Regions from separate parts of the Homo sapiens genome. Here region 1 is linked to region 2. A link is a loop called in an ENCODE intact Hi-C map of the cell type or tissue named here. Cell type or tissue: K562. All regions are shown on one strand. Links, peaks and the distances in the headings refer to the core of each region. The heading gives the core; the rest is flanking DNA. Region 1 overlaps VSIG4 (V-set and immunoglobulin domain containing 4). Region 2 holds the start of HEPH (hephaestin).

The links. Peaks named below come from ENCODE experiments on the same cell type or tissue, not always from the same donor. Only the 100,000 strongest peaks of a DNase experiment are listed, where the experiment ranks them.
Region 1: it touches region 2 in a loop (4-fold over the local background); 2 of 110 quality-filtered maps call a loop at or near these places.

Annotation. Positions count from the first base shown.
Region 1 is chrX:66,026,025-66,034,361 of GRCh38, reverse strand. VSIG4 (V-set and immunoglobulin domain containing 4) reads left to right here. Exons shown (of 8, transcript NM_007268.3): 2 at 532-888; 3 at 1,613-1,894; 4 at 6,250-6,312; 5 at 6,836-6,913. Among named protein-coding and RNA genes, the nearest start is that of VSIG4, 9.9 kb to the left of the region's middle. RefSeq lists an enhancer at 638-1,837. In K562, for the core only: a CTCF peak has its summit at 3,245 (motif pointing left); DNase peaks (open chromatin) are centred at 3,261 and 3,771.
Region 2 is chrX:66,158,362-66,166,698 of GRCh38, reverse strand. HEPH (hephaestin) reads right to left here and starts at 2,452. Exons shown (of 21, transcript NM_001367233.3): 1 at 2,229-2,452. In K562, for the core only: a CTCF peak has its summit at 4,065; DNase peaks (open chromatin) are centred at 2,548 and 4,188; H3K4me3 peaks cover 3,928 bases.

The sequences.
Region 1 (8,337 bases), core at 131-8,130, 130 kb after region 2:
AGATAACAGGGCAGAGGGCCCTTTCTTGCTGATCTCAAAAGCCTCCACCTTTCTCCAGGTGCAAATTTACACAAAATGAAATAGTCCAGACCCAAATGCTTAGCATTTTTGCTTCCACATCTCTTTTGGAAAATGTGAAAAGAAAATTTTTTCATGGATTTGCAGAATGACAGATTTGATAGAATATCTAGAGCACCTACCACCCAAACTCTCCACATTATAGATGAAGTAAATGAATCTTCCACGGTAAGAAGGTGACTTACCTAGGATCACCTTCATAGCAAGACAGTAACATAAAAAGGACTTGAAACTCACAAGATCTAAACAATGTTAAAGGCTTTCATTCTGAAGACTGGTTCTGATTGATGAGAAGGCTGGCAAAGAGCAAAAGGGCACAGGTACACAAAAGTGTGATAGAAAGAAAGTTGAGTGGCATTTCTCAGAAACCTTTTGAGGTTTGTCACTGTCACCTTAGTTGCCAAGTAGGTATGCCATCTACGTTTGCTTCTTTCCTCTGTTCCGCCTCTTCAGGCCGTCCCATCCTGGAAGTGCCAGAGAGTGTAACAGGACCTTGGAAAGGGGATGTGAATCTTCCCTGCACCTATGACCCCCTGCAAGGCTACACCCAAGTCTTGGTGAAGTGGCTGGTACAACGTGGCTCAGACCCTGTCACCATCTTTCTACGTGACTCTTCTGGAGACCATATCCAGCAGGCAAAGTACCAGGGCCGCCTGCATGTGAGCCACAAGGTTCCAGGAGATGTATCCCTCCAATTGAGCACCCTGGAGATGGATGACCGGAGCCACTACACGTGTGAAGTCACCTGGCAGACTCCTGATGGCAACCAAGTCGTGAGAGATAAGATTACTGAGCTCCGTGTCCAGAAACGTGAGTCACTATGGGGGTAGGAAAGCACTGATAATCAATGAATCAATAGTGGATGTAATTCTAGAAAAGCCTGAAAAATCCAGAGGCCTTCGTTTATACAGAGGCTCTCCACAGGTATATGTGCTTATCAGAGGAAGTGGACAGGCAGAGGATTCTTAGGGTCAGCATTCCCATAGTTAAATTTAGGAAGTGCTGGGAAGGGTTCCTGACCTGCAAATCTCTATCCCTTCGAGTGTCCCAGAAATGCCAGTATCCATGGACTAGTTACCCTCCTTGGGCTCTGGGCTTTACAACTCAAAAATGAGTACATTTAATTTGTAGATAGATGCTGATAGAGAAGCTCTGGGGAAAGGGAGGCAGAGGTTAGCCAGGATAAGTTTGCTTGCTGGACAATTTTACAAAAGTCTGGCCCTGATAATCCACAACTGCAGGTAATCAAAAGCTCTACTTGAGCCCCAGAACAAACTACATTAATTTTAAAGGTCAGTTGATTTTTACTTCCAAGTATTCCAAAACCCCGGGTAATACCAAAAAGTACCTACCTTCAAAGGAAGCCATTTTATTTGTATTGCCCTTTCCTTCTTATTTCCTCCAAAGTCAGAAGCCCCCTTTAGTTCCAGTTGCAGATATATGCATGCCCTTACGCCCAACAAGAATGATTCAGCCTTTTGGTCCCATATCCTTATGACTGCCCAGAGTTTCCTGTCTTGTCTTTTCTTTGCAGTCTCTGTCTCCAAGCCCACAGTGACAACTGGCAGCGGTTATGGCTTCACGGTGCCCCAGGGAATGAGGATTAGCCTTCAATGCCAGGCTCGGGGTTCTCCTCCCATCAGTTATATTTGGTATAAGCAACAGACTAATAACCAGGAACCCATCAAAGTAGCAACCCTAAGTACCTTACTCTTCAAGCCTGCGGTGATAGCCGACTCAGGCTCCTATTTCTGCACTGCCAAGGGCCAGGTTGGCTCTGAGCAGCACAGCGACATTGTGAAGTTTGTGGTCAAAGGTGAGCGGCCCTCTTTCCTGGTGAGCATCTTAACACACAAGCTTGAAACAAAGATACCTCAAAAGGTGCCCTTATGCAAAAGAAGAATTGGGAGAGGAGGATCCCAAGCAGGCAATGGTTGTACAATCACAAAGAAAAAAAACTTGGACTGGGGACAACAGGGATAGAGACATTGCCTATCATGCCATAGGTTAAGTAGATAAAGACGGTAAAGGAAAGAGAGATTTACTAGCACATTGTATTTGCCAGATACAAAGTACAATAACTTGACACACATTTTCTCATTGAATCCCCACAACTGTCCCATGAGATAGTTATCATTACTCTTACTTTACAGAAGAGGAAACAGAGTCAGAAAGGGGAATCTACTTGCCCATGGTCTCACAGCAAGGAAGTATAAATCTGGATTTGTACTCAGATTTCATGCTCTTCCTACTATGTCTGATTGTTTCTCATGGTTGAATCTATATCAGATCCTGGGCACCCTTTGAAAGCTGTTGTTTTTTGTTTGTGTGTTCTGTTTGTTTGGTTATTGTTTTGCTTGTTTGATTAGGCTTGATCTAATATATCTACATGCTTTCTTTTAACTTCCCTCCCCCACTTCATTGTAAACCCAAATACAAGTTCTGGTTGAAGTATCCTTTAAGATGGGCTCTTGTTAATCAAGATCTGACTATTTCTTACAGCACTGTCCTGGGAGCACTACAAACTATGCATATAAAGACTGTAAGCTGAGGCTTAAATGAAGAGTCCAGCAGTGATATGTCCAGATGAGTTTTCTTAGCTTTCAAGAGATCTCCTTGGAAAGAAAGACACCCCAACAAGGTTACCATTGCCCAAAACATGTTGGAAACTAACTGATTTTAGGGAATTGCCCTCAGAACCATCTGAAAATTATTGTCTTCTGAGGATAGTTCTGTGTAAGGAGAGGGCGTAAACCTAGCCCAAATGGCTTATTACCATTTGGGCTAGGAGACTGATGTTGGTTTGAGACTCTTGTGTTTGCCTGGAGGAATTTGTTTCCCAAAGTTAAGCTGTAGTGAGGATGTGTGTGCTGTAGATCATGGTTTGTTAGTTTTGGGAGGAACAAGAGTGGTCCGCCCTGAAAGTTATATGAACAGTGTCCCAGTTCTCTAAGAGCTGACAGTCTGGTCAAGCAGAGAGGGCAGGGCGTGACCAGAAAGCCCAAGAATGTATACTTCATAAAGAGACTAATTGAACATTCTTGCCTTTCTGTGAGTTACTTCTCAGACCACCTAGGCAAGAACTTGCTCACAGTAAACCCTCCTGTTTATTCCTTCTCACAGTCAATGCTTATTACAGTGCTGTTAAGCAGTGCTCGCCATTGCCCCCTACTGACAGATAGGAAAACTGAGGCTCAGGGAAGTTATTCTCAGCCTTCCACTCTTCCCTGCTCTGTGAGCCAACGTAATCTTTCCTGGCTACCTCTACCTGCCTCCCTGTCCACCCAACCTTGTCCCCTGAGTCTGACCCCCTATTTCACCTCTGCCCTACGGAACTCTCAGCCCTTTCACCCTTCCACCTCACTCTGCACTGTTCTTTAGTTCTAGAATGACTCTGGAGGCCCTGCTTTTGCTCATGTTCTTGGACTGCTGAGCTTTGCTGACGAACAAAACAAAACACAGATATGAATTGACTCCACTTGAATTTTATGCTCTGCGATATGTACTGCCTGACCCCATGCCGTGTGTCTATTTGCTTATCTTTGTCTCATTCCTCATAGCAGCTTTTCAGCACATTTCTACCTTATTTCAGGCCCCCAGCCTTGCTCCTAAAAGATAAGGTAACTTCCTTCCTCTGTAAGAAGGTCCAGACCCTCTTCATATGTGAATTTTATCAACTACCCTCCTCTCTGCCTTGATATTTCCCTATCCATTTCCTCTTGGCTCAGAGTAAGGTATGCTTTGCTCCTCTCCACAACAAGCCCCTCCTCCTGAACTCTTAACATCAGCTACTCCAATGCCCTGCAATACCCTTTATCCTCTACCTAAGCCAAATAGATATGCATGTATAATATATGTATATATGTCAGTATGCAAGCCTAATACATACATATATATATGTTATTTTTCAAAAATCTTTCTCTCCATCTGCCACCTCATCTCTCCTATGTTCACTACCAACCTTCTCACGAAGGTAGCTTCCACCAGCTGAACCTCTCAATTCATTCACCACAACATAACTTTGTAATTTGGGGTCATCATTAACCTCCATATCACCAAATCCCAAGACCTCTCCATTCATACTTTTCCTCCTCAACATCTGTGTAGCAGTGGATCCTGTTGGCCATTTCTTCCACCTCAATATTCTTTTAATCACTGCTATTGATGACACCAACTTATCTTGGTTCTTCTAAGACCTTCCTGAATGATCCTTCTGAGACACCTTTGTTGGCTCTTTTTTCATTCACTCCTTAATTGTAAATGTTCTCAAAGACTCAATTCTTATTCATCTCTGCATGTATTTCTATATTATCAGGAGATTTTATTTACTTCTGTGGCTTCAAATATCACCTGTAGTCTGATGACTCTCCAACCATAATATTATCTGTATTTATTTTTTCCTGACTGCTAGATCCCAGTGTCTAGTTACCTTCTGGACAGCTTCATTTCTAATTTCAGCGTGTTCAAAACTGATCGTACCTTTTACTCACCAAACCTGTTCCTCAAACCTGTTAGAAAACATAGCAGTACCTTTGACTCCTCCTTCTCTTTTACCTCGCATCGTCAAATAATCATCAATATTACCAAGTGCTGTGAATTCACCTACTGAATCAGATACCTTATTAGGCTCTTTCTTTCTCTTCCTATACCCTCATGGTCTCATATTCTTTTTTAAAAAACAATTTCAATCATCTTCTAAATGTTCTCCCCATGTTCATACATTCTTACGAAGTCATCAACTTATTCAATATTTATTGAGTATATATTTTATGTCACTAGATTATAAAATTCAAGAGTGCAGAATTCTACCTGTCTACTTCATTGCTGTTTTTCAGAGCCCAGCAAAGTATCTGGCACAAAGAAGACACTAGACACTAGATGAATACTGTATTTGTTAATGAATGGGGAAAATATGCTATTGCCTTACCTTTGAAAATCCTACCACACTGTTGTCAGAATTATTTCCAAAAAAAATAGACTGAACAATTTTTGCTTCCTTTCTCAAAAGGAAGTAAACCTTTCTCAAAAGGTGTAACCTTCTGTTACACCCCATGGATCTTTCCAACTAAAGAACAAAGCCCAAACCCTTTTAGTCTGTTTTCAGCCTACCTATCCAGACTTATCTACTAATATGTTTCGCCACATCTAAAACGGAGCATGCTGTTTCCTCTGCTAGCAAGAGGGAGAAGCTTATGGTTTTCTCATGTCTTTTCTGAGCAGGTACATGGCCCTGTGCTTGTGTGTGGCCTCCTAGTTTCCCAGAACTGTGTCAGAACTCTTCAAAATCCCTATGGAAATCTTATTCCTCAACCATTTTTAAGGCTATTTTGGTTAGTTTTTTTTGTTTTCTCGCCTATTATCCATTGCCTCAGGCAGCTGTGTGACAAATGCTACCCCATCCCTGGGGAGAGGCTCTTAGCACTGGGTGACCAATAAAACAAGTCTTTTGAGTCAGGTCTTTCAGGGAACCACCAGACAGGCCAAATAATGGCAATTATTCAAAAATGAAGTTTGTTGGGCTCACTCCAGCACCTGGAATGGGGTTGTATGTTCAAGATTACCTCTGAGGTAGAAGGGGTAAGGGGACTAGGAGAAGTTAAAACAGCACAAAGCTTGCTGTTCTTACCAAAACTGGGATATTTTTCTTCCATAAATCCTGTCTAAGGTGCTGCAAACCTTTGGCTATTTTGCAAAATTCTAAAAAAAAAAAAAAAAAAAAAAAAAAGTTGATTACGTCAAATTTTGCATTATTTCACTGATGTTGTTAAAGGGTAAATTTCTGGAGGTTATTATGTCACCATTTTCACTGATGTCACCCATTGCCACTTTCTTTATGATACTTCCCAAGTTTCTCTCAAGAGAATTAATTACTAGGTCTCAGTTAGAAGTTAGTAAAAATAAAATATATTTTCCCATCCAAGTTGACTGACTCTCTGAACTCTAGCTACAGGTTCCTTCGAGATCTATTAATCCTGGGTTAAAAACTCTGTCCTTGATTGATGTATGAAAGATGAACAAGCAACACAGGACTTACCAGCATCATGACAGAAGTGTTGAGGCAGGTCCAAGTATGGACCTGAATGGCCTTTACTTACTTCCTATTTCCCTAGGGCATTAAACTATTCACCAAAGGGTACCAGGTCCCTTCAATCGGTTCCCTTTTCCTTGCAGACTCCTCAAAGCTACTCAAGACCAAGACTGAGGCACCTACAACCATGACATACCCCTTGAAAGGTGAGTTTTGCTAGAGTCTGAGGAAGTAGTAGAGGTTCAAAATGGTGTCATCGTAGCCAAGAAAGGAATCACAATGCCATGGAATGGCTAATAAACAGTCACTTGGTTCCTCAGAGAGAACATAGCAGTAAAGGAATGGAAACAAAAGAAAGGTAACAATGATGAATATATACTCTTTTTTTGTGAAAACTTCTGAGGCAAAAGGAAAGAGAGGGTTAGAATTACTCCCATTGGAAATACAAAAAACAAGAACACTAAATTCTATTCTGCTCCTAGTTTGACTTGCTGTGTGACTTTGGGTACATTACCTCCCCTCGATGGGAATTCTTCTCACTGCCCACACCTAACAGTAAGAAATGAAGATGCCTTATCTCATGGTACTAGTGGTTGATAACATGGTCAGGTACCCTGGAAAGTACAGCACAAATGGCCAGGGAAGGACTCCAACCTTTGCAACCATCTCCTATCTCTCAACTTTTTGAAAGAAGAGAGACATCTCTGACCCTATTCTCTATATTCATAGCAACATCTACAGTGAAGCAGTCCTGGGACTGGACCACTGACATGGATGGCTACCTTGGAGAGACCAGTGCTGGGCCAGGTAGGAATATTGTCAGGATTTCTATCTTTTCTTCTTGACTCTAAGCTTTGTGACCAAAACTTTCCCTTATGCACACTGTTCTACAGCATTGAAATCTGCAAATCATTACCTGCTATGTGCCAAGCAATGGTCAAGGGCACTGAGGATGGGTAAAGTGGGTAGGATGTAGAGAGAGAGATACAGATCCAGAGATGAGCAAAGTCAGAGTGAGGTTAAGGGGAGTGATAAATGTGCCCTTTATTTAGTTCTCTGTTGTCATAGTAATATGCTTTCCAAACATTCTGAGCAAGAATATGGATAGGGACATTATGACATCATGACCTCAACCAGGTAAGGATAATGGCTGAGTGTCATTGCTTGAGCTCTTAACCAGGGCTCTTCAAGCCGCTTGAAGCTGATTTCTGATTCCTCCAAAGCCTTGAAAATTCCCAAGTCAGGGTCTCAGAGATTCAAATCCCAAATAAATCTTTTGTGTTTCACCTGCATCTGATAGTCAGTTGGTATGCCTTCACATGACTACATTGACTGTTGAAATAATAGAACACTCTCACACCAATTGATAATTAGCTGCTCCCCTTAACCCCTGAGCCCTCCATTATTACCTGGGGCTGCCTTGTCCCATTCCTCAGAACTCTCTAGACCACCCCCATGGTCATGCAACAAAAGGTATACCAAGGAATCTCTAAGACTCCAAGTCTACAGTAGGCATCTGTTGTGACTGGTTGGAATTAAATAGTTTGATAACTATCACTCCTGGTACTCATTCTCTGCCTGTGTATAATTGAGAGAGTGGACTTCCAAATGCTCTTTGTAACTCTCCATTCCTGATTGCAGAGTTTTTTGGCTATCCCTTGGCAGCACTCAAACCTGTTTTATGTTCCACATTTGCATTGCCATCTTTGGCTTCAAGATTTCCATAGCTCCGTTCCTCTCCGAGAAGAACATCTACTGGGAGAAGAGAAGTTAGAAATTGCCTCATAGGGAGTTGGTTTGGAAAAATGAGAAAATAACCTTGGGCAAAGTTATTAGATGTTGGGTCTGCGCCCTATTTTCTCTACCAAGTTTTTTAGTACTTGACTCTCTTCAAAAGAGAATATTTCTTCGATTTGTACCAGCTTATAACTTGAGCTCTCTCAGTCCCAACAAGACACTCTGAGGACCACAAATACTGGATTCCTAGGACACGATATCTTAGAGTCTCATGAAAACAAGCCAGTTGCAGCAACAAATCCTAAGTACACTGAGGTTCCTTTCCTCACGCCTCTCTATCCCCCCTGACCTAGCATCTTAGATTCAGAATATTATAGCTAAAAGTGCTTTAGACATCATCCAATCTTTTCATTGAACTTATGGGGTAACTAAGGCCTAGTGACAGTCAAAGTTTTGTCTAAGGTCACTGTATTCATTTTTCCATGGCTGCTGTA
Region 2 (8,337 bases), core at 245-8,244:
AATAAGATAAATTTTTGCAGCAGCTGGGACTTAGTAGGCACCTGATAAGTATTTTTCTTCCTTCTAATTATTGACATCCTTTCTATCCTCCTCAAATTTGAATTTGTCATTGTTATTGCTGCTGTTTAATTTGGTTTTATCATATACTAAAAGAGCAGAAAAAATGAAAAACCCATAAAATCCTTTATAACCACTTAGATGTTAGGCCAGGCACAGTGGCTCACGCCTGTAATGCCAGCACTTTGGGAGGCCGAGGTGGGTGGATCACCTGAGATCGGGAGTTCAAGACCAGCCTGACCAATATGGAGAAACCCTATCTCTATTAAAAATACAAAAAATTAGCTGGGCATGGTGGTGCATGCCTGTAATCCCAGCTACTCGGGAGGCTGAGGCAGGAGAATCGCTTGAACCTGGGAGGCGGAGGTTGTGGTGAGCCGAAATCGCACCATTGCACTCCAGCCTGGGCAACAAGAGTGAAACACGGGTCTCAAAAAATAAATAAATAAAATAAAATATAACCACTTAGATATTTCATGGTACAGTGGAAAGCGTTCAGGCACCAGAAAATAGTAAGTTCTAGCTCTGGATTCATCATTTATTGGTTATATAACCTTGAACAAGTCCCTAACTTCCTGAGCCTCAGTTTCCTCATGTCTTAAATGAGGATTGTCTCTACTTTGGGCCCCTCATTAGTTTGTAATAAAGGTCAAATAATATGAAAGATGTGAAAGCCCTGTGTAAGCTTTTCACTTGGGCAAGGATATTTTTTTTCTCAGCTAAGCCCATAGAGAAGAACCAGACTGATGAGGAAAAAGAACAGGAAGAAATAAAAGGAGAAATGAAATAAGTAAGTTGAGAAAGAATCCTGGAAAAAAGTAAAAAATACAAAATAAAAAGGAAGGCAGAAGGAATAGGCACTCAAAGGAAGGAAAAAAGAAAGAAAAATTCTAGGCTATTTGGATAGTTTAGTTAAGATATACTGAAACCTTGTGCCAACCTGGAGAGAAGATCAGCCAATATAAAGTTAAGCCTCCCTTACCTTTACCTTACCTTCCTGCCATCCCAGTGTCACCTGGGTCTGGTCCCTATTATTCATAACAATTTGCATTGCTGTGTTCCCTAGAATTTGCAAACTGTTCCTTTATTGCGACAATGCTCTTTTCTCTCCCTCCATCTCCCTTTCTCAGTTATACTACTTTGGGCTAGACAGGCTCATCCTAAACAAAGGATTACTCAACTGAATAAAGGAATGCTGAGCCATCTTTGGGGCCCTGTCTTCAATCTCTCAGCAGCCTTCCTAATAAACCCTCCATCAAAATTCACCTTTTGGTCCTCTGCTTTCTTAACTCTGTGATAGAAAACATACCGATTTGAAGTTAAAGACCTTGATTCAAATCCTATCTCTTGTCTGTGATAGCTATGTGACCTTTCAATAAATTATTTTAGCCTTAGTCATCTCATCCAAAAAATGGGATGATATTTTTTTCACAGGATTGTCTTGAGGCCCAAATAAAACCATGGATATTTGAGTCCCTAGCAAAAGGATTGCTTGTCATATAATAGATGCTGAGTAATGAAAAACTGAACGTGTTATAGATTCACACATGCATGAAACCTTTAGAAACCATCTTTTTCAATCACCCTCATTTGATGTATAAAAAACTGATACCAGAGAGGTGCAAGGATTTGCTCAAAGTCACGCAGCCAGTTGTTAAAAATAGCCAGAATTTGAACCAATGATTTCTAAAAGATTTTTGCTATGTAGAAACTAAGACTACTCAAATTCAGATGTTTAGCTTAGTTAAGCTATCATTTATTGGCTTACTCTGTGCCAATCTGGTCTCAAAATATGAAACCAAACATGGTTATTTTTAAGTAACTGAGTTCCCACTTACATAATCCTCAGATCCATCACCTCAATAAATTCCTCAACCTGTGAAACAGAAGATGAGCAAGCTATTTCGACAGGAAAATGAACTATTCTGTATGGCTCCAGGATTGGCCCTGAAACAGACAAGCCAGTGTAGTCCTGGCTATTTTGGCGAGAGGAACAAAAGGAGCCTATTGTCTCCTTTAACTTTCCTGCACATCAGCCAAACCTCCTCCAACTTTTTGGCCACTGACTTTTTCTCCTAGTGGCCAGGACTCCCTTAAACCCAGCTAAATAAACGTTTTTGCACAGGAAGGCAGGTGAGGTAGAGTTTGAAAAGAGAGAAAAGAAAGCTTACCTTTGCTAGAGAAAACTACTCCATATTCATGTCAGCGGCCCATTAATGCTGCACTGCAGACCCCAGCCTGAGTCCGCCAGCCATGTTCAGTCAGTATCTTGGTTACAGGGCCTTTCTCCTAAATTAAGTCCAGGATTCCAATTTGGCAGGGTTTACTGGGATGGGAGGATGAGGGAGGGGGAAGGGCTGGGTGCCCTCTTTTCCAGAAACAAAACTACTGGAATGTCCTGTTCCTCTGGGGCCTGGTTTGATACAAAACCCGGGATGGTTCTTTACCCATATCCGGGTGTTTTACAAATCCTGGTTAGGATCTCAGGAGGAATTACAAGGGGGTGGGTTGTACTTCTGTTATCAGGACTTGCTAATTGGTCTTTGCTGAGAGGAGAACACTGTCAGTGTGGCCAGCCAAAGCTCATGGGTAGATTTCAACAGCTCCATTTAAGAAATGAGGTAGAAATTGAAAGAGCCTCCATCTCACCACCTCTTCCCCTTCTTGCTCTGAAGCACAATTGTCAGCCCTGACTATTATTCTGAGGTCATGGCTGCTTAGTCATAAGTAAAAATAAAATTGGCAATAAAACAAAGGACTTTTTTTCTACATTCTAAGCCCTATGTTAACCATTTTACATGCATTCTCTTATTTAAGTCTCACAATTATCCTGTGAGATGAATACTCTAATTCTCTCTATTTTACAACTGAGGAAAATTCAGCTCTGAGAGGGAAGGTAACTTGTCCAAGGTCACACACTTAGGAAGTAAAAGAGAAGAGAGATTTGCTGGGTCTGTCTAAACTTTTAACCATGAAACCACCACACACAATGTGCTGCTTAGGGGAGAAACACAGTACTTTCAAGGGGGTAGAAGGGACTTCACAATTATTGAAAGCCTACTGGCCACCAGTCACTGGTGGATTTTTTTATATATACATTAACTTTGCCTCCGTCATTTCTAGCAGATTCTAGAGTGAAATTTTATATTAACTATATTTAACATTTTCCACCTGAGGAAACCAGATATAGCTAGAAGATAGCCTGGATTAACACAGGTCAACACCCTAAAAACTAAGACATGGAAGAATTGAAAATACTAAAAAGAAAAAAAAAACAAAATGTTCCCCCAACAATTCAGGGTAAAACTGGAGTCTGGATTTGTTTAAAGTCAAAGGTCATTCCCATTCCTGGTGGAAAGAGAGAAGAGTGAAAAGTCACTGTCCTGAGTCAAGTGACCAAGGTTCTCGCCCCACTTGCTCTAGGAGTAATCAGCTATGTGGATTTTGTGGATTTGGCCCACTCCCTTCTCTTCTCTGGGCCTCTTTCTATTTCTACAATGAGGGTCTTAAACTAGATATGGACCCTCCCAGCCCTGTAAATTTACACATCTAGAATTCCATGAAGAAAGTATAGTCTAGATATTAAACATAGAAGATAAAGAGGTTTCAAAGACACAAAGTATAGGGAAAGAATGAGTGGGGAGCAATTTGTGGCGACAGGTCTGAGAATACTATGCCTCTCTAAAAAGGACTGCATCTACCCAACAGACCCAGGTATAGGAAGGGGACAGGTATGATGGGGGTTCCACCACCTGATATTCTTACTTTGTGATGAGGAGATCTTGGCTAGGAGCAGACACTTTTCTCCAGGCAGGCTGGGCACATTTTCCTCTTCTGAATTTAAAGTGTCTGGAGCAGGGTCCAGGGAAGAGAACATTCAGAAGACTGAGGTGGTAGGGCAAAGTCTGGGTCATAAACCACTAGAGATTCTTAAGTGTGCTCAGACACTTAGGCGCTGCCCCATGGACTGCAACTCAGACCAAGGCAGGTGGAAGCACCAGTAGGAAGGAAGGAGGAGCCACCAGCCTCAACTCCCTTAGAAATGCTCAGTGGTCAAGGGAAGCTTAGCCAAGCCATGGCAGCCCCTAGAATTATCTGCCTCGCACACATGTGAACCTTGAAGCAAGAAAGGGGAAGTGGAGACAAAACTGATTAAGCTGAGATCCAAGTCCAAGCTCTAAGGCATTTATGACAGGGAGGGGAAGGGATAAGGCCTCTGCTCTGACTCATGAAAGACAACAAGAACAGGTCATAATAGACTTGAATCAACACAGTGAAGACTGCAGGAGGCCAGGTAGGCCAGGTTTCCAGGTTTGTATTATTCATTCACCAATTTCACTGAGAGTACAAACAGCACCCACCTTTTCTGCAAATCCGGGGTACATTTCTGGTTCCTTCTCCTGGAGGTCACTTGAAAAACATTTTAAAGTTGGTGTCTACAGACCAGAGGTTGGCAGATTTTTTCTATAAAGGGCTAGCTACTAAATCATTTATTTCCAGAGCATACAGTTTCTGTTTGCCATAACTACACAAATTTGTCTTTGTAGCTCTCAAGGTATATCATTGTGCCAATAAAAATTAATTTACAAAACAAGCAGCAGGCTAAATAGACTTTTTTTTCAATATAGACATTTGCAATATGGCATCACTGTTAAGAGCATGAAAACTGAAATCAGATATTCTGAACTGAAATCCCAACTCTGCCATTTCCTGATTCTATGATTAAAGTAATTTAATCCCCCTAAACCTCAGTTTTCAAATGGAGATAATAATATTACCTATTTTATAAGACTGTTATAAGAACTTAAATAAGGCTATACGTATTAACTATTTAGCACAATAACTGGAACATAGTAAAGGCAAAAATTAGAGTTATAATTTTTAATTTTTCAATTCTAAATAATTGTTGAAATCTAAATAATTATTTCCTCGTTAGGACACAAACTGTATTAACTTGTGTCAAAAAAGAAGAATGTTTCAAGAATCCTGGCTTCACATTCTAGTTATGCTACTAAAGAGCACACAGTGACCCTGGACAAGTCTTTTTGCCTTTCTATCACTCAGTTTCTTCACCTATAACATGAAAAAGGTGGTCTAGATTTGGGTTTCTCAAAATTAATTTTGGCAGCAGAACCCTTTCCCCAAACAGAATCTTAGTAAACACCCACTACTTATGGAAGATGAAAGTGATTTGTTCTAGGTAAGGCAGGGAAGGAGATAGAAATGGGCAAGGGTGAAGAGACAGAGGAACCTGTCCACTGGGTATGACTGGTTTCCTAGACAATGTGATTGTGTCTGGAGCACCAGTAAGAAATGTCTAGGACACTAAAAACAGATTGGAAAACCGTAAGACCAGAATATCCTTAAGGGTCCTTCATGTGTTAAACTCTGTCACTAGAACATCTTTTCGTTTATTCATTCAACCAATATTTCCAGGTTACTCATCTATGGGCCATCAATAACACATGGCCCTGGGGTGGCTACAAAGAGGAGAGGACCCCAGGGACCTTCACATTAGAGTCAACATGGTCTAGGGTGAGAAGCATGGCATTTGGAGTCAGAAAGACTAAGGATTGTATCTTGGCTGCCTTTTTCTGAGCTATGTGACCTCGGGCAAATCACTTAACTTTTTCGAGCCTCTGGTCCCTCATCTGCAGAACAGGAATAATAACACTTCCATGACTGAAATATTGTGAGGATTAAATCAGCTGGCATTTGTGTGAACCCTTAGCACAGTGCTCAGCATGTTCAGACCCCCAGTAAATGTTGTTTTCCTTCCTATATTTTCCACAGTTAAATTTTGTGACAGTATCAGGTACCAGGAGAAAATTAAAAGCCATGGGCAGTGCCTTGGCACAGACAGTCTAACCCCTTTACCTCAGGATCCTCTGATGAGCTTGCCCTTAGCAGTTTCTTAAAAAGAAGACCTCTGGGGAAAGGTGGAGGGGTGCAGGGAAGAGGGGGTTGTCCCCCAGAAACCACATCTCTGAAGCCACTCCCCACCACCACTTCTGACCAGCAGACTCTGTTATGCTTTGGAAAGGTTGCTCTGCATTGCTGTGATGTGTGACAGCCCTAGGCTTGCTCTGGGTACACTGTTTGGTTCTTGTACTCTGGCTCTTGAACTCCACTTGCTGCTTTCCCTAGTCCTCCAAGGCTGTAGGCCTCAAACTTGAACATGTACCAGAATCCCTTATAGGATTTGTTAAGGCATTGAGTTTTTGCTTCAGTAAGTCTTGGGTGAGGCCCAGGAACTTGCATTTCTGGCAAGTTCCCAGGGGATGCTGCTGCTGCTGGTTTGAGGACCACTGCTGGTTTGAGGACCACTGCTGTAAGGGATGCTTGCTCTGAAGCTCACCCCCCAACCTCCCACCACCACCAGCTTACTTGCATCTGCAGACTGATTCTTTAGCTCCAGACTCACCTGGTCTTTGAGTATTCACTCTTTGGCCCTAGGTCAAAAATATATTTTATTCAGCTTCCTGGTACCTCATTCATGTGGCGTCTCCCTGAGAGTCCTCCCAACACCTATTTCCCCACTCCCTTTGCCCAAGAATCTTTCTGCTTGCCTGGGTGAAGCTTCCTCTCCTCTCCCTGTGCAATTAACATGCTTTCCTCTCTGTTGCCTGCCTGGAGCAGCTCTATACATGGCATCAGCTGTTCCTCCCAACTCTTCTATACTTTCTCATTTGGCTTCCTGATGGTGGGCCCTGGGCATGGACAAACTTGGTTTGAATCTTAGCTCTGTCTCTCCCTAAAATGTATGATCTTGGGGAAGTCACTTGAGTGCTCTGAGCCTCCATTTTGTTATTTGTAAAATCAGGCTGTGAAAATAAAATGCAATGTCTGAAAAATGGCCCTGTGTAACACCTGTTACATAGTAAATGATCAGTAAATGTTAGTCTTTTTTTTTCTTCCTCTATTTTCCTCATACCTGCCTACTTCCAGCCACACTACTAAGGAGTACATAGCATGTAAGAAGGCTAAAACAATGTACAAATAAAATGTTTCATTACTATAAATAGACATAGTAAGTAAGAGAATAGAGGTCTCTACAATGTGATATAACATTTTAGAGTAGGGAGAGGATATTTTCAATGGGTGAATATCATTCAGAATAAGCCTCCTGAACGACTGCATGACATAATTAGCATTCTCATTCCTATATACCAAGCCAGAGACTTGAATGTCATCTGAGATTACTCTCTTCTCTCTCACTCTCTACAACCATTTCATTGATATGTCCTGTCATATTTATATTTTACATCTTTTTCTCAATGCACCCACTTCTCTCTATCTCCACCGCCATGGACTTGGTCTAAGTCACCATAATCTTTTAATTGGACCAGCGTAATAGCCTCCTTATAATTCTTTATGACTCCACTCTTGACCCCCCATAATCTGGTCTTCAAATAACAGTCAAAGCTATTTTTCCCATAACACAAAAGTGGTTGTAAATCCTTATTGCTTAAAATCCCCCAGCAATGCCTCCCTTATTGACTAAAGTTGGAATAATAATGATATTAGTAAGACTCTCTAGTAAGGATGACACTCAAACTGATGAAATATTTCGTATATGTGTGTGTGTGTGTGTGTGTGTGAATGCACATATGAAAATATTTTCAATATATGTCATTAAATAAAAAGCAAGGTGCAAAAGAGTGAGCATATTGTGATTGGTCATACATAGAGATATAGATATCTCCACACACACACACACACACACACACATATATACATACTTACATGAGGGGACAATGAATATTTCTTCTGGAAATAACACAAAATATTCTTAATGGTGGTTTTCCTTGGGGAGAGTAACTTGGTTGGGGGAAGCGTGACTTTCATTTTTCGTTTTGAACTGTTTAGATTTTCAAGCCTTATATATTAGTTACTTTTGTTTTTAAAAAAAGGTCACTTGGAAAGTGAATATGAAGCCACTTTTGTTGTCTTCTTTGTATTTCTATTCTCTCAAGAAACTCATATCTGTTACATTAAGAAAATTAATTCCTTATTATTTCACTAGGATAAAGATCAAACTTCTTAACATGGCCTATATGGCATTTTTATGGCCCAGCCCTTCCTAATCTTTCTAGGTCACTGCTTGCCCTTCCTCTCCTCACACTCAATGCGTCCCACCCATGCCAGAGGTCTGTCAGTTTGTCAGTTTCCAATGTGCATGGTGCTCTCTCTTCCCTCCAACAGATTCTGATATGTTGTTTCATCTGCCTCAATCACTTTTTCACCTATTCATTCACCCACTCATTTTTTGGGTCTCAG